3 separate regions of the Homo sapiens genome follow, and all the other regions are linked to region 2. Evidence: chromatin contacts called from ENCODE Hi-C or POLR2A ChIA-PET data. All regions are on one chromosome and are shown on one strand. Each heading gives the region's core, a stretch centred on a gene start or an enhancer-like site at or near the end of the contact. The rest is flanking DNA. Distances are from core to core; before and after follow the strand shown.

Region 1 (3,901 bases), core at 382-2,881, 510 kb before region 2:
TTATAGTATTTTATCAAAGCATAAATCTGTCAAAGATTAAAAATTTTTAAAAACAAGAACTGTCCTTTACCACAAATAGTTTGAAAAACACTGTCAGAGTATTTAGGTTGCCCCCCAGATCTAAGTAGATTACCTCTATAAACAAACATTCAAAAATATTAAAAAATAAACACAAGTTTGAATATGGACTGAATATTATAGATTATGTATTTACGGTTTTCTTAGGTATAATAATACCACAATAATTATGTAGGAGAATGATACTTTTAGAAGCTATATGCTTATGTATTTACGGGTAAATTATCATGTCTAACTTACTGAATGGGGGATAGCAAAATGAAAAAACACACAGCAGGCATCCCATACACACGGCTAAAGTAAATATGGTCAAATATTAAGAACAGCTGAATTTAAGGGGTGGGTATACAGACAACAATCAATACTGCACTTTCAACTTTTCAAAACATAATGTTGAAAAAATGTTTAAATAAATAGGTCATAAAAACCAAGTCCTCCATACCCCAAAGTCACCAGGTCAGTATTCTCCGGAATGACTTCTGGATCCTCACCGTCCTCAAGGCATTTCAGTTTATCAAGGCTAAAACAAAAAGGAAAAGCAATACTTTAAGGTCGACTCTGCATCTGGTTCACAGCGAGTTAGGGTTGTTTTCCTAAATACATTACTGAATTACGAAGTCAGATAAAATCCAGCAGGCGGCTCAGAGAGGCCAGAACTTAAGACAACGATTTCTGTGATTATATTTTATAATGAAAAGGCCGATGAAGGCAGCCAGTACTGTTAAATGGAGAAAGAGATTAAAGTTATTTTTATATTTTCATCCCCAAATAAGGCACTTTTAAGAAATATTTCAGTAACAGAATACCCGGAAGGTCCCCAAAAGAAACCAGTTAGTCGGGGTTTTAACACTCCTCTGATGAAGTCTCCCGCAGCTTCACCATTACTCAGGTTCCTCCATTGTCAAAGTGTCTGTCAATGGCAGGTACACGTCGCTGTTGCCCTGATTGCTTTTCTTTATTAACAAGCACTCTTAGAATAAGCAAATGGAAAAACTAGTCTTTGATGCAGCTGTCTTGTCCCTTTGCTCCAACTCGTAGAAACTGTGCATTCGGGTCCCAGGACTTCTCCTGGTGTCCCAGGAAGGCTCCAGCGGGTTGAAAGCTTTAAAGGGTAATACTCCTAGCCCAGGTCTAAACCACAGGCCCTTCTCAGGGATGAGTCCCAGAGGAGCGCACGAGCAAGGCTGCACCCTGTTTGACCCCAAGCTGCAAGAGCCCCTTTGCTCCGCACTCACCCGCACACCGCCCTCAGCTCAGCCGCCGCCTCCAGGCTGCAGTCCAGATCCCTGGCCACCGCGGCATCCTCCCGGTCGGAGTCAGCTGCCTGGCTCCCAGGCAGAGCGGATGCCGGCGGCTCCCTCAGCGACAAGTCCCCGGCCCCGCGCAGACGGCCCCGCCACAGCTCCCCAAAGGCGCCCACATGGAAAGCGCGCGTATTTAGCTCGGGAAGCTCATACTCTGGAAAGTTGCAGCCGCCACTGCCGGAGACTGGGTCCTGCCTGCCACCCACCCCGCTACACGTAGGGCCACCTCGGCTTCCTTCAGCCATGTTCGCCCCACTCCTTCCCCTGCAAAAGCCTGCAGATCAAGGCCTCGCAGAGCGTGATGGAAGTTGTAGTTGCTTGGGGCGCCCGGCCGGCGAGCGGCGAGGCGGCGCGGGCAGGGCATCAGAAACTACATTTCCCGGCAGGCCATGGGCAGGCCCGCCCCAGGGCGCGGCACCGCGAGGCTCTACGTGCAGGGCGCAGCATTGTTCTCCGACCCGGGCGGTGCGGGAACCGTTGCGGCTGTCGGTTAACCGCAGCGGGTGGGGCTGGGTTTCTGGTCCCCGAGTTACGTAGCAACTGTCTCTGCCCGGTAGGGCGGCCTCGCCAGGCGCTTAGGCCCCGTTCCTTGCGGCTTTCGGACTAAGGGGTGCAGGGCTTTTTCTTGACTGGGGTTCAAGGACTGCTCTGCTGCCTGATTGCTTTAGAGCCTAAGAAACAAGGAGGGCGAGGGCCGAGACCAGGGACACGACCAGCCCTCCAGATCTGGTTCTTTCACAAGCTCCGCAGAGGCCCCATGTTGGTGTGCGTGTGCAGTAGTGTTTCAGAGCGTCTGTGTATCACACGCTACATGATTAACCCTAATGTATGTTTTTAATGTTTTTAAAAATTACAACAACCTTTCCGGATAGGGCGTATCACCCCGTGTTGCTGTTGAGGAAGGATTTACCTGCGGGGAAAATAGAAGCAGGATCGGAACTCAGTCTGGCTTCAGATGGAGCTCTCTCCATTTCTCAGAGGCCCTGAAGGATACAGCAGGACATACTATTTATTTATTAGACTGTAATCACATGCCATATAATTCACCCATTTGAAGTGTTCAGTGATTTTTGGTATATTCACAGGCTTGGGCAACCATCACCACTATTTGAGAGCATTTTTACCACTCGAAAGAAGAAACTTGTACTTTTTAGCTATCACCCCTGATCCTCCCAACTCCTCCAGCCCTAGCCAACCAAGAACCTACTTTGTCTCTCTAGATTTAACTAATCTGGACATTTAATATAAACGGAATTATATGGTCTTTTGGTGGCTGGCTTAATGTTTACAAGGTTTGTTACAGGTAGTTAGGCATGAGCAGGGCAGGAGAGGGCTCTTCCCTCACCCACTAGGAATGTGGGGTGATGCTTAGGCATTTATCACATTGCCTCTAAAAGTGATAAATTGGCAGCCGGTGCCAGGGAGAGGCCATTTCCTGATGGCCCACACCTGTTGCACTAAAGTGCTCGTTGAATGCAGGTGACAGGGAGAAGCAACTTCCTGGGCATATGCATTAAGAGACAAAATCGGGGAGTATGACCTTTCAGGGGGACTCTATCGGAAAAGGGAAGAAAGCCTCAGATGGGCACGCATACAACTTCATACATATTGCGCTGTGCTCACTTCCCAAGGGTAAGGAGGGCACTGCGCATGGAGGCAGCCCACCCTAAGGGAAGAATCATGGGAAAGGAGCCAGCCTGTAAAGTCCTAGGATCGAGGTCAATATCACAGTTGACCTCAGTGACAGCTTGGGACTCTTCCGAGCGTGCTTTCCTTTCTTTCCTAAAGGCCTTTTAAATAAGCTTCCACTCCTGCTCTGAAACTTGCCTCAGTCTCTTTTTGTGCCTTATTGCCCCTCGGTCAAATTCTTTCTTCTGAGGAGGCAAGAACTGAAGTTGCTGCAGACCCATACAGATTTGCCCTGGTAACTTGGATACCTGCCACCTGTAACACGTTCATCCATTTTGTAGTATGTGTCAGTACTTCATTCCTTTTTTGGCTGAATAATATTGCATTGTATGTATATGCCACATTTTATTTATCAAAAAGTTTTTACCTTTTGGCGTTGCTATGAACATTCATGTACACATTTTTGTGCAAATACGTTTTCATTTCTCTTGGGCATGTGCCCAGTAGTATACAGTCAGCCCTCCCTATCTGTGGGTTCTGCATCCTCCAATTCAACCAACCACATATCAAAAATTACAGTATTCCCAGGTTGCAGAACCTGAGGATAAGAGGAATTTTCCTATGGGCGGATTCCACAGGGCTGACTGCAAGAAGAGCATCTGTCAATTTTGGAGTCCACAGGGGTCTTCGAAACAGTCCACCCTGCAGATACCAAGGGATTTCTGTATTTATGGAACTCTATTTTCAACTATTTGAGGAACTGCCAGATTTTTTTAAAGTGGCTGTCCCATTTTACTCCCCTCCCCAGCAGGATTCTCCACATCCTTGCCAACACTTATCTGAACTTTTTATTATAACCGTGTCAGTGAGTGTGAAATGGTGTTTCATGA
Region 2 (3,912 bases), core at 607-3,106:
TATGTTCAGCACAGTTAGGCCAAGCTTCATGTATATAATTAACTTTGGAAAGATTATATCTCCTGCGGACTTTTTGAAATACTTTACAATCTAAGTTTGTTATTTTTTGCTTAGCATGCTTAAGTTATTTTTCCCATAGAAGTGATATAAAGACATTTATCTCTGTTTCTAGACTAATCTGTAAACCTTATTTAGCTCTTAATCTATCTATAAACTTTATAATCTATCTATAAACTAATCTATAAACCTTATTAGTTTCTAGACTAATCTATAAACCTTATTTAGATGTTAGAATAAGCATGTTGATGCAACCGTTTGTACATAGTATACAATTCCTTTGTCAAATGGAATCCGAGTCTCAACTAACAGCTTCTAAAACCATCTTCATTTCTTTGCAGGTAAGATATTCACAACCTGGGCAATTTTGAAAATCAGTTGGGGAATAAAATTGTCTATTATGCTGTGTTTCTTAACTGTCATTATTAAGGCTTTATTTCTTGCCTTTTCAGGATTAATATATGACTCACACATTGTCACTATATTTATTTAATAATAACTGTGTTTAGTAAATAATATCTGTTCACTTATAAAGAGCTTAGTGATTCTTAACTTTCACCTACTTATTCTCAGAGCAAATAAAATGAATCAAGAAATTCTTGAAGATTTGAAATCTCCGATGACTTTGAGTAAGTGTATATGCACCATTCATTGCTAAAGTAACCACAAAGCATGTTTTTAAAATACATAATTTTTTTCTCCCTTCTTATGCATTCTTTTCTTCTTTACATTTTTCTCTTTTCTTTCTTCCTTCCTCATGTAATTTTCTTCTCCTTTTTCATTTTCCTCTCTCTTTTCCTTATGGCTTCCAAAGAAAGGCATATGGTGTTGTGACCTTGTTACGGGAAACCACATCTAGGTTGAATTGGATTCACAGTGTTCTATATTTTTGGCAAAGGTTTAGGATAGCCAGACATGTCTTAATATAAACAGTTCCCCCAAAGTGAGTTAATACTTCAAATTCTCTCTTTATGGTTAATTTAGAAGGCCAGATGGTAGGCCATTATCTTTTTTTTTCCTGGTGGGAATAAAATACAGGAAAGCATTTTATTAAACAGTTGTTAAGGATTAAGACTTTCACAGACCACTGAATACTGACAAGTTAACTATGTGAATCTCTGTTGAGAGGACAGTTCTTGGCCAGTGATATATCTGCATTATTGGGATCACGCACTATATGCAAATGGATCAGATTAATGGGATTTTTATGGGTTTTCGAAAAGAGCCAGACACACAAAAAGCCTTACAAATGGAAGAACTAAGGTGGTACTTAAAAACAGCACCTTAGGATCTAGTTCCATCCTATCTTTTCCCTTAAATGCCATGACAAAAGTTAAAACGGGCCCTGTCCCTTCTGAATGCTGGGCTTCTCATCTAAATTTAAATAAAAACCTTTGAAGATGGGAATGTGTTGGAAGAAAAGAAGGGCAGAAAAAAAGTGTGTTGGAAGAGTCTGTGTGAGTATGTACATGTGTGGGTGTGGGCATGTGCGGCCTGTGCGTATGTGTGTGCCCCCGTGTGTGTGTGGAGCATGCGTGAGAATGCATGCACATGTGTGGGGTGGGTCACTATGTGTGCATGCATGTGAAGGCATTTGCCTGTGTATGTGTCTGTGTGTGGTGATTGTGTGTCTATCGTGTTTGTATGTGTGCCTGTGTGTGTACCTCTGTGAGTGGGTGTGTCTGTATGTGACTGTGTGCCCATTTGTGAATGTGTGTGTGCCTGTGTCTGAGTGTGTGTGTGCCTGTGTGCTGCAGGCGGGAGAGGCTGCTCTGGCTCGGCGAGTGGCGGAGCAGTTAGTACAAAACTAGTAGTGAGAAAGGAAGCTGGGAAGAGACTGGGAAGAGGCAACCGACCTCATTAACAAAAGCTCAGTTTTGTCCCTGCGGACCCAACCAGCAGAAGGCACGGGGCTAGCGGTGGCTGTCCGCCAGGGAGGTCGGGCTCTGTGTAAACAGTAGAAGGCATCTTTATCATGCCCTTCTCACAGGGAGTCCTGAGGCTTGGCGCTCAGGAAGTTTGCAAAGCTGCAGCAGCTGCCTTGGAGAAGACCAGCAAAGAAAGTGGAGTGTGTATGTGAACTTCAATTCTGTATTTTCTGTGAGGTGGGTTAATGGATTTTTAGTAAAAAGAAATCTCAAACACAGCTGACCTGAAAGACTGGAATTTCAGCTCTCTTCCTTCCCGGGGTTCTTTTTCCTCCCCCTTCCTCTCAAAGCCCTTTAAACCAGATTGCTGTGTCAGTGACTCTTATCCTGCCCGCCAGTTCCAAGGGTTTCTAACTTTTTGTCTTGGAAAGGAAAACCACTACCTGTAAGTATCTGTTTTATGTGTTTCTTTTCATTGTGACTGTGAATGTTCTGTTAGCAGAATGCCCCAGAGATTGTTTGTGTGATATCATTAATGCCAAGTAACAATGCAAAGCATCTGCAAGAGTAGGCTTGCAAAAGTTTAACTCTCCTGTTAACTCAGAAGATGGCAACTTGCAGTGTTAACAAACCAAATGCCAAAACTGAGATTCTTTTTATTACGTGACACAAATTTCTAACTCTTCTCAGTCCATCCGTGCTGGCACTTGCCAATGAAATAACCATTTTTTAACTGTGTAATTGTTTCCTCTGAAATTAGAATGTTTCTTCTCAGCTAAATGAAATGGCAAAGGGAAAAGACACAAAAATGAACAGAACAGATAATATCCTCATGGTACAAACATAGAGAAATTTGGATGAGATAATGTCTGGATACCTTTGCTTAAGTTTAGTTATATTTGGAGACATATTTTCAAAAACATGATTTCTGTTTCATTGTGGGGAAGAGAGATAGTGCTGGGGAGGCAAAGAAATGGCCTTGTTCTGAAGTTTTTGGACTGATTTTTAGGCTCTCTCTGCTCAGTACTGAGATTTGGTCCAGAGACTTTGGTGCTGTTGTAAAGAGTTTCTTTTCATTTTATTTTGAAATCCAGGAAACAATTTTTGGCTTATGGAAATTGTTTATTGTTTTTAAGGTATTTAATTTTAGTTTCTGATTTTTTTTTAAACTATTGCACCCAGTCTTGTTGCTTGGTGTGCATTACAAAGCTTAAAAAGAGCATTTCTGGGAGCCAATTGGTGTTTATAGCCTGGGAATCTTACTGGAGAGATTAACCTCTGTGGTGCTGCTTCACAGAACAGAGCTAGTGATTCGAATGCTCTTCAGGTTTCTGCTCTGGAAAACTGACACCCGCTGTTCCTGACTCTAGGTAAAGCTTGAAGAGCTGTGCCTCAGCCCCCTGCTTACATTTGATAAAGGTGCCTTCAGTGCAGCTCTAGGAAACTTTGCTGTTTCTCTCCATCAGGCATTCTCAAAACTGACTGTGTGTAAGAACCCCCATTTGCTTGGTGAAAGGCAGGTTCTCAGTTCCCAGGCCCAAAGGATTTTAGACCTGGAGTGGTGCCAGGAATCTTCCCAGGTGATTCTGAAGCAGGTGGGTCACACTTGGGTAAACATTGCTCTACATTGTCCTTGACATGAAATTCTTGTCATGTACTTGGTTAATATTAAACCTTATATCTAAATAAGAAACCTGAGTTTGAGCTGTTGTTGAGCATAACTTAATGTGCAACATGGTTTTGCATGCTTGGCTGGCAAACCAGGGCTTTTTAATCAGTTTTCCACCAACCTCATCTTTTTTTTTTCTTGCTTCCCTTTTCATCTCTGCCTTTTCATTCCCACGAGGGAAAAAAGGAGTTGGGCAAAGGGACCTGACTACCATGTTCCCTGCTTTCACATGTTGGGCTATATGGCCTGATCTGCCCCCGCATGGCTAAGCAATGTTTGTTTTGGAAACTTTAAACCCAGGACTGTTCTTAATTCTTT
Region 3 (4,394 bases), core at 691-3,190, 640 kb before region 2:
GAGGGATGGGTGGATGAAAAAATAGAAATTCCTATTATTGAGCCACTTACTATATGCCAGATACTGAGATCAGCATTCCTGATCTCATTTAATCCCAACATCTCTATGAGATTATGCACATTTCACAGATAAGAAAACTGAGGCTTGGAGATGTTGAATAATTTGTGTAAAAATATTCAGCCGGAAAATGAGAATTCAAATCCACATCTGGCTAAGTCCATCCTCTTTCACTACGCAGTGCTGTCTTCATTAGTAACCACACCTGTGTTGGAAGTGTTTCTCAGCATAGGTACATAATCAACCTTTAAAGGGGAAGTTTGGTTCTTACATCAAAACAAGACCAAGACCAAGGGACTGAGACAACCAAAACGTTTTAGAATCAAATGAGACTTTAGAGACTAAGTCCTTCCTCCTTATCTGACAGATAAAGAACCTAACGCCTAGGAAGGTTAGGTGGTTTGCCTGTGGGGACGCAGCTCATAAATGGCTGAGCCCCAAGACTAACACAGAAAGCTACAAACTAAGACTATGCCCTTCATCTTTCCTCTTAGCAGGTTGCACTGCCTTTGTTTCCTCTGCATTTTATGAAAAACCATGTTCATCTTCTGCTCTACCACTGTTTTGTTGAGAGTAGGAACTAACAGTTAAATAAAATAAGTGACATGCCGGGCGCAGTGGCTCACGCCTGTAATCCCAGCACTTTGGGAGGCCGAGGCGGGCGGATCACGATGTCAGGAGATCGAGACCATCCTGGCTAACACAGTGAAACCCCGTCTCCACTAAAAATACAAAAAAATTAGCCGGGCGTGGCGGCGTGCGCCGGTTGTCCCGGCTGCTGGGGAGGCTGAGACAGGAGAATGGCGTGAACCCGGGAGGCGGAGCTTGCAGTGAGCCGAGATCGCGCCACTGCACTCCAGCCTGGGTGACAGAGCAAGACTCCATCTCAAAAAAAAAAAAAAGTGACAAAATCGTATGTTCTTTTCTCCAATATTATGAAAACCATAAAACATCGGTATGTCATGTATTCAAAAGAGCTGGACACCAACTCTAATAAACAAAATAAAGACGTATTTATCTCATTTACCTAAAATGTATACATGAAATATGTATTTTCTTAGGATCAATATCATAATGGAATAAAAAAATTCAAAAAGTCGGCTCCATTTCTGCAGAAAATTTACAGCTTCGGGAAAACGCACAGCTGACTCAGATTCTAAGTCTCTCAGAGTCCTGGAGGGTAGGTAGAAGCTGCAGGTGACAGTCTAGCACAACTCATTCCCGTTTATCAAACATCTGTAGAGTGTCTAGTGTGTGGCCGGCATTTAAAAAGGGGAGAGCGGGCTGAAAGACGTGGTCCCTATCCTCGAGGGGCTTACTGATTCTCGGGAACGAAAGCGCTCCGCAGCAGTAACCCTAAGAAGCTCCAAATCCCGGTCCTCTGCCTCCCCTCTGGTCCCCATCCGGCGCTCTGGTACAGCCTCAGCGATCTCTGGCTAGGATGCTCCACGGAGATCTTCCTCCAGGTGGGCGGGGAGACCCAGCCCAGGGAGCTGGAGGCGTGCCCCAAAGCCTACGCCAACAGCCCCAGGGCCGCCCCAAACTCACTCAGGGGCCCCTACAACCCTCTCAACACCTCCCTCCCAAGTCGTCCGCCTCGAAGCCCCCACACCGTGCGGTTACCTCAGGGGTCTCGCGTGATCCGTGCTGCACACCCAAGACCCCAGGGGCCGCTCCAAGTCTCACGGGTGAAAGGAGGCCCAGGCAGCCCACGGGAATAAGAGCAAAAACTGTTGGAACACGACGGACTCCAGGACCCGGGAGGAGGGGGACAAACAGCAAAGGGGTACAGAAGGGGAAGAGCCCCCGGGAGGTGAAGTTTACAACTGCCACTTCCGGAGCTGAAAACACTCCGCTTCTCTCGCAGACCTTCCCAGACTTTCACAGGTCAGCCCAACTCAGGCCCGGCCCCACTTTTTCCTCCCGCCTCCCGCAGCCCTCAGCTTGCAGCTCCTGGATACGTACTCCGAGAACGCTGGCTCGGATTGGAAGAGCCCGCCCGCCAAGCAGCGCGCCTTCGCTGAGGGACGAACGGGCGCATGCGCCGTTGCTGGGGAGCGGCGGGCTCGCGACCGCACGCGCTCTCGCTCCAGGAGCTCCGCGTCCCCGCGCGGGGGTGCGCCCTGCCCACGCGCTGCTGTGGCTTTTCAGCGTGAGGTGTCCGCGTTCCTGTCTCAGTCGCCAGAGCCGAGTGGAAATGCAGATTTCCAGCTTCTAACCCCTTTTCCCTGCCTGCTGAATAAAAACCTAAGAGGTCGGATCCCAGATCCTGCTTTTTGAAACTGGTTCTTCTGCCCATCTTTAGAGCCACAGCAACGGTGGGCTGGTCCCGGGGCCTGGGGAGAAATTCTCTGGGCTCGGGTTCTGCCCAACTGCCTGGTTTACCTCTGTCTGGACAGCTCTCTGCCTGCACAGGGCATCCTGTCCCCTCTTCCCGTCCCCATTGTATCCCAGCTGGGAGTGGTGAGCAGGGTCGGAAGAATGCATTGATGCTGCTTGCAGTGCGTTTCATTATCAACATTACGTAACCAGGCACATCGTGGAAAACGCCTCGGAGCCTTAGCATGTGTGTTCCCTATCTCTTTCCTCGCTTCTCTCACTTTTCTCTGACACACACACACACACACACACACACACACACACACACACACACACCGTCCTCTTATTGATAATTTATACTTTGGTTCCTCCCGGTGGCTGCTTCACAATCTGCTGCCGCCTAAGGGAGACTGGAAAACCAACTCCTCTTTTGTTCCTTAACTTTTGAAAGCCTATTCTTCCAGAGAACAATGCAAATTGACAGGATTTGGTCAAAGATTTTTATCTTCACCACCACCACCTCCTCTGCACAAAAAGGTGTTTAATGCAAAACGAGCCTTCTATACTAAACTGGGTCCTTGTTGATTGTAATCAACCTGAAACCAGGTGTAGGGGCCGTCTTTTCTCTCTCCCATGGGAGAGCCAACGGTCATAAATGCAAACACAAATTGAGATTAAAACCTCCTTGATTCTTGTAGCACTGAAACCTTAATTGGTTTGATTTTAGTCATTTACATCTAAAACGGAGGCCTGTCCCTGATTCTTTTTACTAGAGCCATAAAGAGGACAATTGCTCCAGAGGAAATAAAGGGAAAAAATAGCCCACTCTAAAGTTTAGAAATGAAATGGAAAATTACAACTGACTAATGAGATTAGAACTTTTATGTTACAAGCTTTAAAAAATATTTTTAAATTTTATTTTTTTCTTTTTCTTTTTTTTTTTTTTTTTTTTGAAACAGGGTTGTTCTCTGTTGCCCAGGCTAGAGTACAGCGGCACAATCACGCCTCGCTGCAGCCTAGACCTTCAGGACTCAAGCCATCCTCCTGCCTCAGCCTCCTGAGTAGCTGGAACTACTTAAAATTTCATTTGTGTTGGCCGGGCGCGGTGGCTCACGTCTGTAATCCCAGCACTTTGGGAGGCCGAGGTGGGCGGATCATGAGGTCAGGGGACCGAGACCATCCTGGCTGACACGGTGAAACCCTGTCTCTACTAAAAATACAAAAAAAATTAGCTGGGCGTGGTGGCGGGCGCCTGTAGTCCCAGCTACTCGGGAGGCTGAGGCAGGAGAATGGCGTGAACCCGGGTGGTGGAGCTTGCAGTGAGCCGAGATTGCGTCACTGCACTCCAGCCTGGGCGACAGAGCGCGACTCCGTCTCAAAAAAAAAAAAAAAAAAATTATTTGTGTTTTAACAAAGTCACAAAAGTGAATATTGTATCGCAAGAATAAATGCTATGTACTATATTGTATGTTTTTGAAATGAAAAATGGATGTGATGTGAAGACCCGTTTTCATTTATTTGTTCATTCAGCATTTACAGAATACAGACTATGTACCCAACATGGAGCTAGATGATAGAAATACAGGGGAATATTGATATCAACCCTGAGCTCCCAGAAATGATTCATAGAAAAGAACTTTGAGCTTAGTTTAAGAAGACCGTTAAAGATTTATGAAGCTAACAAGGAACTAGAAGGAAGACACGGAAGCTGCAAACACCAGCATAAGAACCAGCACCAGACATTTGAAAAGCTGGAAAAAGCTGTCTGTGCAAAGGAGGTGTGAGCGATGAGGCTAGAGAAATATGCAGAACCCAGATCACAGAGGAATTTCTACATCATACTTAGGAGTTTATCAAGCAATGAAGCTAATGAAGGGTTTTAAGCAGAAAAAATATAAAAATTACACAATAAATCAGACCATTTCAAAATGCGTGGAGATTCTCTGTTGTCTTTTATTTGCTTAACATGCTACTACTACTTGAAAAAAGCTATATAAAGAGATGTTCTCCTACCCGCT

Evidence for each region. Hi-C counts contacts between places; a loop is a spot of excess contacts on that map. ChIA-PET counts read pairs that join two places held with the same protein, here RNA polymerase II (POLR2A). Pooled maps may share reads with other maps.
Region 1: a loop to region 2 is called in a map with no recorded cell type, with 2.8 times the contacts of the local background. The contact joins the promoter of SNAPC3 here to the promoter of FREM1 in region 2. A Hi-C loop is called at or near these places in 2 of 37 single-sample maps with no recorded cell type and 1 of 50 pooled maps. POLR2A ChIA-PET finds 5 or more read pairs at or near these places in 1 of 52 experiments (activated T-cell).
Region 3: a map with no recorded cell type shows a loop between it and region 2 (4-fold over the local background). The contact joins the promoter of CCDC171 here to the promoter of FREM1 in region 2. A Hi-C loop is called at or near these places in 1 of 37 single-sample maps with no recorded cell type.

The regions. Positions count from the first base shown.
Region 1 is chr9:15,420,606-15,424,506 of GRCh38, reverse strand. It overlaps SNAPC3 (small nuclear RNA activating complex polypeptide 3), which reads right to left and starts at 1,631. Exons shown (of 9, transcript NM_001039697.2): 1 at 1,314-1,631; 2 at 521-598. The coding sequence starts at 1,627. RefSeq lists an enhancer at 1,155-1,274 and a silencer at 1,615-1,904.
Region 2 is chr9:14,908,372-14,912,283 of GRCh38, reverse strand. FREM1 (FRAS1 related extracellular matrix 1) reads left to right here and starts at 1,856. Exons shown (of 37, transcript NM_001379081.2): 1 at 1,856-2,370. RefSeq lists an enhancer at 3,091-3,592.
Region 3 is chr9:15,550,589-15,554,982 of GRCh38, reverse strand. It overlaps CCDC171 (coiled-coil domain containing 171), which reads right to left and starts at 1,940. Exons shown (of 26, transcript NM_173550.4): 1 at 1,681-1,940. RefSeq lists enhancers at 1,633-1,802, 1,698-2,343 and silencers at 2,083-2,172, 2,183-2,242.